Linked DNA regions of Homo sapiens: region 2 is linked to region 1. A link is an interaction called in ENCODE POLR2A ChIA-PET data of the cell type or tissue named here. Cell type or tissue: IMR-90. All regions are shown on one strand. Links, peaks and the distances in the headings refer to the core of each region. The heading gives the core; the rest is flanking DNA. Region 1 holds the start of LOC107984628 (a long non-coding RNA gene). Region 2 overlaps LOC105370449 (a long non-coding RNA gene).

Region 1 (5,377 bases), core at 129-5,128:
GTTTTAGGTTGCAGTGAGCTGTGATGGCACAACTACACTCTGGCCTGAGTGACAGAGCAAGACCCTGTTTCAAAAAATAAATAAATAATAAAATAAAACTCACTTCTAGAAAATCTTTTCTCTTTTGGATCCGTTTTTTTTCTTGCATTCCGTTACTGCTTATTCAATTGCTTATCACTGTATACTTATTAGTTTACAGGTCTATTTTGTCTCTGCAACTGGATTATAAAAGTGCCCTTGAGAAGTTTATTTCTCAGGATGACCAGGACAGTGTTCTACAAATAGACACTCAATAAATGGTTCCTGATGAGTGCAAGGCCTCTCAGAAAAGTGAACTTATTTATCATAAAAGCAAGATGAAAAAACAATATGGTTAATTACAAGGAGGTAAAAAAGAGGAATCTTTGATTCTGGATGGTACTTGCGAAAGGAATTGTGTATTTATAAACATTGTGTTGTAAACATTGTGTTTATAAATAGCTTGTATTTACTAGTGAGGATTAAAAATCATCTTTAATAGAACGTGATCTTTTAAATGACCTGAAAATTCCATTTTCTATCACCAGCGAAGAGTAGGCCAGGTTTTCTCTAACGAGCAGATTGTGTGATAAAAGAACATTGCTAAATTAATTTCTTTCTAAAATATTTGATACAGGGGCTGGGTGTGGCGGCTTGTGCCTGTAATCTCAGCACTTTGGGAGGCCAAGGCAGGTGGATTACTTGAGGTCAGAGTTCGAGACCAGCCTGGTCAATATGGTGAAACCCCGTCTCTACTAAAAATACAAAAATTAGCTGGGCATCATGGTGGATGCCTGTAATCTCACCTACTTGGAAGGCTGAGGGAGGAGAATCACTTGCATCTGGGAGATGGAGGTCGCAGTGAGCCAAGAGCAGGACACTGCACTCCAGCCTGGGTGACAGAGCAAGACTCCGTCTCAAAAAAAAAAAAAAAAAAATCAAGTTTCTGAAAATTCCACCAGATGGGGAAATGCTGACAATATGCTAGTTAAATTTAGTATTCATCTCAATGTAGAATCTGTATTAATCTCCATGATATTAAAAATGCATAAAAAAATTTGATAGAGGAATTTGGCCATGGCTTATATGTGGACAGACAAGTTTTACAGTAAAAGCAAAAGCATAGAATAACAGAAAATATAACCATGACTTTTTAAACTATAGGATATTCCATTTCAAAGATGCTATAGTTATGGTAGTTTTAAAAATTTCTTATCTATTGAAACCATTGTTACATGTTGCTGCAAAGCGGCTTACAAATCTAAATTCAGATACGACACATGATTTTCCTAGTCAATGATTTATTTCATGCTATCAAAATGTTATCTTCATTAAAAATGTTTTTAATGCCGGGCATGGTGGCTCACGCCTGTAATCCCAGCACTTTGGGAGGCCGAGGCGGGTGGATCATGAGGTCAGGAGATCGAGACCATCTTGGCTAACACGGTGAAACCCCGTCTCTACTAAAAATACAAAAAATTAGCCGGGTGCGGTGGCGGGCGCCTGTAATCCCAGCTACTCAGGAGGCTGAGGCAGGAGAATAGCATGAACCCGGGAGGTGGAGCTTGCAGTAAGCCGAGATAGCACCACTGCAGTCCAGCCTGGGCAAAAGAGCGAGACTCCATCTCAAAAAAAAAAAAATGTTTTTAATATATTTTTCTTTCCACATTTATAAATTTCCTGAGCCAATTCTGAAGCTTAAATGATCCTAAATGTCTACAATACTAAAAATATAGTCAATATTTTCCAAATAATTATTAAAGCTCTGCATTCTTTCATTTAATTTTGAAATTAATCAAGTCCTGTCATTTCTCCTACATACCTCTCAAATCCACCTACCCCAAATGTATTTGCCACTGCCTTGATTTAGGCATCTTAATCGCCTCCAATTTCTTTCTCCTTACACATATTCTTATCATGGTCATAAAACAATCAGGTTTGTGTTTCAGAAAGATCATACCACTCCTTTGCTTAAAACCCTGCACCAGCTCCTTAGCACAAAATTTCACATGGTATCCAATGCCCTCAATGATCTAGCTCATACCCACCTCTCCTGCACTTCTCTCATCACAGTGCCTCACGCTTGACTCAATAGCAGCTGTAATGAAACATTTGCAAGGCATCTGCGGTTTTTTTTTTTCTCTAGGACAATCCTTTCATACAGATTTCTGGTGAACTCTATCATCCTTTACAACCCAGCTCAAACATTACTTCTGGAAGGCCTTCTCCAAGCCCATTTCAACTCCAAAGTTAAGCACTCCCTCTTCTAAATCTAGTAGTAACATATGGTTGTATTTATCACATTGTATTACATCATAATTATTTGTTTATGTGCTTGCTTGCCTTCCCTATATCATGGAAAGCTTTTTGAGCCTAAGAAAGGTGCTTCGTGTTTGTTGAACTGAACTGAATTTGATCTAATGGTCTGAGCTGAGTAATTGGGAAACAGATGGGATGTTTCCAGAGTGATTCATAGTAGCCAGGATGATCATGTTTCTCCACAGCAAACATAAATCATGTTTCTTTAATCACAAGGATTACCAGACTTTGCTGGAATAGCAAACAAAATGCAAACTCTCTCTTAGTTAAATGAAGACTAAATATCCACGAGCTAATTAGTCAATGTATGATCTGCATAATTTGAGCCAAATTAGTAAATATCACTTTTTCATCAAATATAGATTGAGTGCTTCTGGCTTAGTGCAAAATGTATACATTATGTTTTATCTTACATCTTTATATGAAAGGGACAAAGTAGATTAGAGGATGGATTATTTACACTGTGCACCAGGAACTAGCAACTATTAAACTTTATCATACAAATACAAGGGGAAAAGTAGAATCCTGATATATTGGAAACTATTTATTTTGTAAAATAATTCCTTTGGGGAACAGTAAAAATCATGTCTATTATCAATTCCCAGTGTAACAAAAAACAAAAATGTCTATTATCAATTCCCAATGGCACAATAAACAGAAGAAAATTTTGTGGTTTCAGATCTTAATGGTAGATGGCACTAAGTCATGCAGCGAGCACTTAGGTAGGTGCAATGCATAATTTTCAAGATTCAAATCTGTTGTGACTAGAGCCACAACAGTTCTTTCTGGGATGAAAAATACCAAGGAATCTGCACAAACAATATTTGAGTAAAGTTTCCCTCTTACCAGCATATATTGATAACTTAAAACCAGTTTTAACTACAGGAATCTTCCTATTAGTCATAATAGCTTAACACAAGTAATTTGTAGTGTTTAAAGCTAACTCATGATTTAGCTTTCTTATTTGTTCTTTTCTATATTTTGCAGAGGTTCTCTATAAAACATGTTATTTTTGAAATAAAAATAAATACAATTTTCTGAGAGTTAGCCAGAAGAATATCATTCATATTACTTAATGATAGTAATCATATCAGTTAGCCCATTTTTAGGATGTTCTTATGAGAATATAATTTTTTTTTTTTTTTGAGATGGAGTCTCACTCTGTCACCCACGCTGGAGTGCACTGGCATGATCTCAGCTCACTGCAAGCTCCACCTCCCGGGTTCACCCCATTCTCCTGCCTCAGCCTCCTGAGTAGCTGGGACTACAGGCACCCGCCATCACGCCCAGCTAATTTTTTGTATTTTTTAGTAGATCTGTCTGCCTCGGCCTCCCAAAGTGCTGGGATTACAGGCGTGAGCCACCGCGCCCGGCCTAGGCTGTGTTTTTAACCCAAGGGTCATTTTCTTTTTTCTTTTTTTCTTTTTTTGAGACAGAGTCTCTCTCTGTCGCCCAGGCTGGAGTGCAATGGTGCAATCTCGGCTCAATGCAACCTCTGCCTCCTGGGTTCAAGCGATTCTCCCACCTCAGCCTCTTGAGTAGCTGGGATTACAGGCGTTCACCACCACGCCTGGCTAAGTTTTGTATTTTTAGTAGAGACGGGGTTTCACCATGTTGGCCAGGCTGGTCTCGAACTCCTGGCCTCAGGTGATCTGCCTGCCTTGGCCTTCCAAAGTGCTGGGATTACAGGTGTAAGACACCACGCCCGGCCCATTTTCTAGAATTCTATTTACTTATTTAATATATTGCAAAGAGGAAATCAGAAAGAAAGAAAACATCCAGCTCAGAACAGGAAGCTTTTTTGTTTGTTGTGGCAATGTTACTGAATGACACTTGCATTAATCCCAAAACATTTTTTTTCACAGCCAGAGCATGACACCTATCTAAATCAGTCACATGGTATTTCTTAAGAACTGCTATACTGTGATAAATATAATATAAAACAAAACATTTTTCTCTAGCAGGTAGATAAAAACAAAACAATGAAGTATTTAAATGCTTTCAAAATAAAAATAAACAGGATCTGCTTTGAAGTCAAAAAAATAAGGAGAGGGCCAAGCGCCGTGGCTTATGCCTGTAATCCCAGCACTTTGGGAGGCCGAGCTCAGTTGGTGGATCACTTGAGGTCAGGAGTTTGAAACCAGCCTGGCTGACATAGTGAAACCCCGTCTCTACTAAAAAATACAAAAAATTAGCTGGGCATGGTGGTGCGCGCCTGTAATCCCAGCTACTCAGGAAGGCCGAGGCAGGAGAATCACGTGAACCTGGGAGGTGGAGGTGGCAGTGAGCTGAGATCATGCGACTGCACTCCAGCAAGGCTCCATCTCAAAATAATAATAATAATAATTAATAATAATAATAATAATGAGATGGCCGGGTGTGGTGGCTCATGCCTGTAATCCCAGCACTTTGGGAGCCCCAGGTAGGTGGATTGCTTGAGGTCAGGAGTTCGAGACCAGCTTGGCCAATATGGTGAAACCCTGTCTCTACCAAAATACACAAAAATTAGGCAGGCGTGGTGGTGCGTGCCTGTAGTCCCACCTACTCGGGAGGTTGAGGTGGGAGAATTGTCTGAGCCCTTGGAAGCGAAGGTTGCAGTGAACCGAGATCACACTATTTTACTCCAGCAGCCTGGGTCACAGAGTGAGACTCCGTCTCAGAAAAAAAAAAAAAAAAAAAAAAATGCTGGGCGCGGTGGCTCATGCCTGTAATCTGAGCACTTTGGGAGGCTGAGGCGGGCAAATCATGAAGTCAGGAGTTCGAGACAAGCCTGGCCAACATGGTGAAACCCCATCTCTACTAAAAATACAAAAATTTAGCTGGGCATAGTGGTGGACACCTGTAATCCCAGCTACTCGGGAGGCTGAGGCAGAAGAATCGCTGAAACCCAGAGGGCGGAGGTTGCAGTGAGCTGAGATGGTGCCACTGTTCTCCAGCCAGGGGGACAGAGTTAGACTCCATCTCAAAAAAATAATAATAATAATAATGAGAGAAGTTTTGCAGTCAACTTCCTAATAATAAATAATTCTATTATGGCAAA
Region 2 (5,377 bases), core at 254-5,253, 150 kb before region 1:
CGCGAGGGTATGAGAGGAAGCCGCACGGCCAGTCCATACTTACCTGGCAGGGGAGATACCATGATCACGAAGGTGGTTTTCCCAGGGCGAGGCTTATCCATTGCACTCCGGATGTGCTGACCCCTGCGATTTCCCCAAATGTGGGAAACTCGACTGCATAATTTGTGGTAGTGGGGGACTGCGTTCGCGCTTTCCCCTGCCTTACTGGAAGTTGAAAGGTAGCTGTTATTATGATCGGCGCTGGGTCTGGATGTGTGGTGTTCAAAACACGGGCTGCTGGGCAGTTCGCTTTCGTTTTCACGTTTTTGTGGGGGTAGGGCGATTGCTGCTTTTTTCTCACCCCGCGGGGGATCCTTTAGTAACGCGCCAATTATACTGTGGGTTTATGTTCTCCAGGGTATTGTCGTGAAAACGTCACGATCTCGTGCTTTCTCCAGGCCAAAGCCGCGTTTTTCCTGCAAGTTTGGGGTGTGTAGAGGAAAAAGCCAGAACTGCTTTCTCTTCCCTGGGGAAAATATCCCAGGGTCTTGGTAACCGCTGGCAGAAACGACAGAATACGTACGGGGCGGGCAATTAATCCTGGTCCAGGGAAGTATCCGGCTTAGAGGTTTAGGAAGGACCTGTCGGGGTTGAGTTCCCCACCCAGGGGGAGATCGAGTCCGCGGGAGCTGCTGATCCCACCCAGGCAGCTGCTGGGCTTGTTGGCAGCAGCGTCTTCTGGAAGGACTAGAACGGAGTCATCCCACTCCCAGAGAAGCAGGCGTGTCATGCATGACAGTGAAGGCCGGACTACAAGGCCCTCAAGAACAGGAGACTTTGGGTCCTCGCTAACGGCCTTGGGAGACCACGCAAGACTGGTCAGAAAAGCCAGGTAGAAAGGCTTTTCATGGGCCGCGCGCGGTGGCTCACGCCTGTAATCCCAGCACTTTGAGAGGGCGAGGCGAGCGGATCACTTGAGGTCAGGAAGTTCGAGACCAACCTGGGCAACATGGTGAAACCCCCGTCTCTACTAAAAATACAAAAATTAGCCAGGCGGCGTGGCGCGTGCCTGTAATTCCACCTGCTCCAGAGGCTGAGCCATGAGAATTGCTTGAACCCGGGAGGCGGAGGTTGCGGTGAGCCGAGATCGCGCCATTGCACTCCAGCCTGGGCAACAGAGCAAGACTCCGTCTCAAAAAAAAAAAAAAAAGAAAGAAAGAAAGAAGGAAAGAAAAAGGCTTTTCATGAATGCTTTTAGGAGAGTCTCGTGACAGCCTCTGTACATGTCCCCAGGAGGAAACAAGAGACTCTGATGTTCAGGGCCACCATCCTGACATGGACCTTTCCTCCAGTTATAATGTTGCCATTTTGCTGTCTTAAGACCCTTATGTCCAAGCCTTCCCAGACCTCAGCACCCCCGGGATATGTGTAATAGAAGGGTAAATACACGCCAGGCGCGGTGGCTCACGCCTGTAATCCCAGCGCCTTGGGAGGCCGAGGTGGGCGGATCACCTGAGGTCAGGAGTTTGAGACCAGCTTGACCAACGTGGCGAAATCCTGTCTCTACTAAAAATACAAAAATTAGCCGGGCATGGTGGTGTGTGTCTGTAATCCCAGCTACTCGGGAGGCTGAGGCAGGAGAATCGCTTGAACCCAGGAGGCGGAGAGGTTGCAGTGAGCTGAGATCATGCCACTTGTACCACTCCAGCCAGCCTGGGCAACAGAGCGAGACTCTGTCTCAAAAAAAAAAAAAAAAAGTAAATAATACAAAACTGGTAGAAGGAAAGAAAAATGTTGGCCAGGCACGGTGGCTCACGCCTGTAATCCTAGCGCTTTGGGAGGCTGAGGCGAGAGGATCACTTGAGCCCAGGAGTTGGAGACCAGCTTGGGCAACACAGCAAGAGACCTCGTCTCTAAATTAAAACAAAACAAACCAAAACAAAACAGAAGGCAGGAGGAGGCTGCAGTGAGCGGTGATGGCGCCACTGCACTCCCACCCGAGTGACAAGAGCCTGCCTCAAAAAAGAAAAAACAAAAACATGTGCCCCTGGTGCCATAAGGAAAAGAGACTTTCCCCTTCCTTTGAGGCGTGAGTCTCTGCTTTTTGAGACAGGGTCTCTCTCTGTCACCCAGGCTGGGGTGCAGTGGCGTTATCCTAGCTTACTCACTGCAGCCTCGAACTCCTGGGTTCAAGCGGTCCTCCGGCCTCAGCCTTCCTCCTTAGCTGGAACCACAGGTTTGCGTTACCACACATGGCTAACTGGCTAATTTTATTTTATTTATTTTTTTTTTTTTGTAGAGACGGTGTCTTCCTATGTTGCCCAGGCTGGGCTTGAACTCCTGGGCTCAAGCGATCCTTCTGCCTCGGCCCCCCAAAATGCTGAAATTACGGGTGTCAGCCACCACGCCTGGCCTACGTGAGTCATATTAACAGCTAAATAAGCCTCTTGCCAGTTTTACAACCTAGGAAGGTTTTCCCTTGAGGGCCTTGAAGCCACCAACTCAAAAGGTAAATATCAAGGAAGATAGTGTCCCCCTGTCTCCTTTCTGTCTCTGGGAATTTACTTATGTATTGATTGATTTATATTTATTTACTTTTTTGTTTTTCTTTTTTGAGACAGTCTTGCTCTATTGCCCAGGCTGGAGTGCAGTGGTGCAGTCTCGGCTCACTGCAACCTCCACCTCCAGGGTTCAAGCGATTCTCCTGCCTCAGCCTCTCAAGTAGCTGGGATTACAGGCGCGTGCCACCACATCCAGCTAATTTTTGTATTTTTAGTACAGACGAGGTTTCACCATGTTGGCCAGGCTGGTCTCAAACTCTTGGTAATCCGCCCGCCTCGGCCTCCCAGAGTGTTGGGATTACAGGCGTGAGCCACTGCGCCCGGCCTCTATCTCTGGGAATTTAGCCTAGGTGGCTGGCTCCAAGTTATCACTACCTCCTTGTCATGGAGGTATCAGAGGCTTTATTTTCCCTTTGGGTAAAGGCAATTAATAACACAGCTGACCGCTGCAATTACCAGTTGAACTGAGGATGAACTGTGTGTAGCAAACAGTGCTAGGTTTCTTTCTTGAGGACAAATCCTTGACAACATGTATTTTAGGGCTTGCATCTGCCTACCTATGTAAAGGGGTGACCTTTCTTGGGGCTATAAACGGAACTGTCGGCCGGGCGCGGTGGCTCACACCTTCAATCCCATCCCTTTGGGAAGCCAAGGCGGGGGGGTCACTTGAGCCCGGGAGTTTGAGGCCAATCTGGGCAACATATGGAGACTTCCTGTCTACTTAAAAAAGAAGAAAAAAAGAAAAATTGAAGTTGTGTACCCAGAAGTCCCAGAGTCTCCCATTGATTTCCTCAGCAGTTTGTTGAGGCTTTCTCAGAATTTACTGGCATAGATCCAGGAGCAGACCAAAATTCTGCCCAGGTGTTAGCCCATCTTTGTCTGGGCTCTCTTACTGACTATCCAAACTCAAGTTAGGCAAAAAGTGGTAGGGTAGGCCGGGCCCGGTGGCTCACGCCTGTAATCCCAGCACTTTGGGAGGCCAAGGCGGGCAGATCACCTGAAGTCAGGAGTTTGAGACCAGCCTGGCCAACGTGGCGAAACCCCGTCTCTACTAAAAATACAAAAATTAGCTGGGCATGGTGGTGTGTGCCTGTAATCCCAGCTATTTGGGAGGCTGAGGCGCGAGAATCGCTTGAACCCAGGAGGTGGAGATCTCCCTGCAGTGAGCCGAGATCGCACCACTGCACTCCAGCCTGAGCAATACAGCGAGACTCTACTAAGATTTGGGGACAGTCTAGAGAAAGAAGAAATGAGGAAAGGCTAAACTGCTGTGCTAGCTGCTCACAACTAAGGGGAATCAGTTCCTACTCTGGACCCCCTATGAAAGGAGCAAAGGAAACGGGAAAACCTTTTAAGTCATTATTGCAAGGGCCAGGAGGGCAGAAGGGGGATTGTAGAAAGAGATTCCAGAGGGCTGGGCGCGGTGGCTCACACCTGTAATCCCAGCACTTTGGGAGGCTGAGGCGGGCGGATCATGAGGTCAGGAGATCGAGACCATCCTGGCCAACATAGTGAAACCCCACCTCTACTAAAAATACAAACATTAGCTGGGCGCAGTGGCATGCGCCGGTAGTCCCAGCTACTCGGGAGGCTGAGGCAGGAGAATGGCATGAACCCGAGAGGCGGAGATCTCCCTGCAGTGAGCCGAGATCACACCACTGCACTCCAGCCTGGGCAACAGACTGAGACTCCGTCACAAAAAAAAAAAAAAAAAAAAAAAAAAAAAAGAAAGAAAGAAAAAAAAAAAAAAAGGAAAGAGGCACCAGAGAATGCAGAAGTTGCAGGGACCAGGGAATCAGGAGAGCCCAGAAGGACAAAACTCTCAGCTGAAAAATAATTGTTAAATATCGCAAAATTGACAGATTGGGGGAGTCTCGGCAGGGGAAACAGGAGAACCAACCCAATGTGTCAATAACTTCTTCAGCCCAAAAAATAGCCTTACCTTCTCTGATAGATACTGGTGCTACTTCCCCCCGCCTCCCCCTCCGAGACAGAGTCTTGCTCTGTCACCCAGGCTACAGTGCAGTGGCATGATCTCGGCTCACTGCACCCTCCGCCTCTCGGGTTCAGGCGATTCTCCTGCCTCAGCCTCCCGAGTAGCTGGGATTACAGGCGCCCACGACCAGGCCTGGCTGATTTTTGTAATTTTAGTAGAGACGGGGTTTCACCATGTTGGCCAGGCTGGTCTCAAACTCCTGACCTCAAGTGATCCGCCCGCCTCCACCTCCCCAAGTGTTGGGATTATAGGCGTGAGCCACTGCCCCCGGCCCTTTGGTGCTACTTATGCTTCAAGTTCCTCTGAAATTTCCCAATTTTCATCTGGTGATAGATCAATGCAGGTTGTTGATTTTCCGGGTAAACTTTCTACTTGTTACTTTTCGCTGGCAGTTCCCATACAGATAGGCCCTCTGACTGAGGAACATGTGTTCTTTCATTCTCTTGATTCTCCCGTAAACCTACTGGGAAGACACCTGTGTAAATTAAAGACTACCTACCATCATCTGCACTCTGGATGGAATATTTTGTGGAGCTCCTTGGAGAAAGAGACACCTAGTTGGTACTTGTATGCCTTCTGAAAGAAAAGGGGTATGGCAGAGAGTGAGTTTCACAGTGGACTGGAAAAGCATCCGGGCTGAAACAAATTGGCACATGTATGACGTTGGACCTTAGGGAATAATGATGCTATTTGGAGAGAGAGAACCAATAACTCACCAAAAGGATAAACCATGGTCAGGTATAAAATGATATCCTTTGTAGAGAACTCAATTTGATGGAATAAAACCGGTTATACAACAATTAAACAACAAAACCAACAACAAAAAAATAGGAGCTTATTT

Evidence for each region. Peaks named below come from ENCODE experiments on the same cell type or tissue, not always from the same donor. Only the 100,000 strongest peaks of a DNase experiment are listed, where the experiment ranks them.
Region 2: POLR2A ChIA-PET joins it to region 1 with 11 read pairs; 3 of 35 experiments call an interaction of 5 or more read pairs at or near these places.

Annotation. Positions count from the first base shown.
Region 1 is chr14:34,697,857-34,703,233 of GRCh38, forward strand. It overlaps LOC107984628 (a long non-coding RNA gene), which reads right to left and starts at 3,484. Exons shown (of 3, transcript XR_001750947.2): 1 at 2,067-3,484. In IMR-90, for the core only: no CTCF peak of the experiment used is centred there; DNase peaks (open chromatin) are centred at 2,135 and 2,465; H3K27ac peaks cover 461 bases.
Region 2 is chr14:34,546,679-34,552,055 of GRCh38, forward strand. It overlaps LOC105370449 (a long non-coding RNA gene), which reads right to left. Exons shown (of 3, transcript XR_007064114.1): 2 at 5,036-5,112. It also overlaps the pseudogene RNU1-27P. Among named protein-coding and RNA genes, the nearest start is that of EAPP, 9.7 kb to the left of the region's middle. RefSeq lists enhancers at 1-346, 1-80, 347-918. In IMR-90, for the core only: no CTCF peak of the experiment used is centred there; no DNase peak of the experiment used is centred there; H3K4me3 peaks cover 169 bases.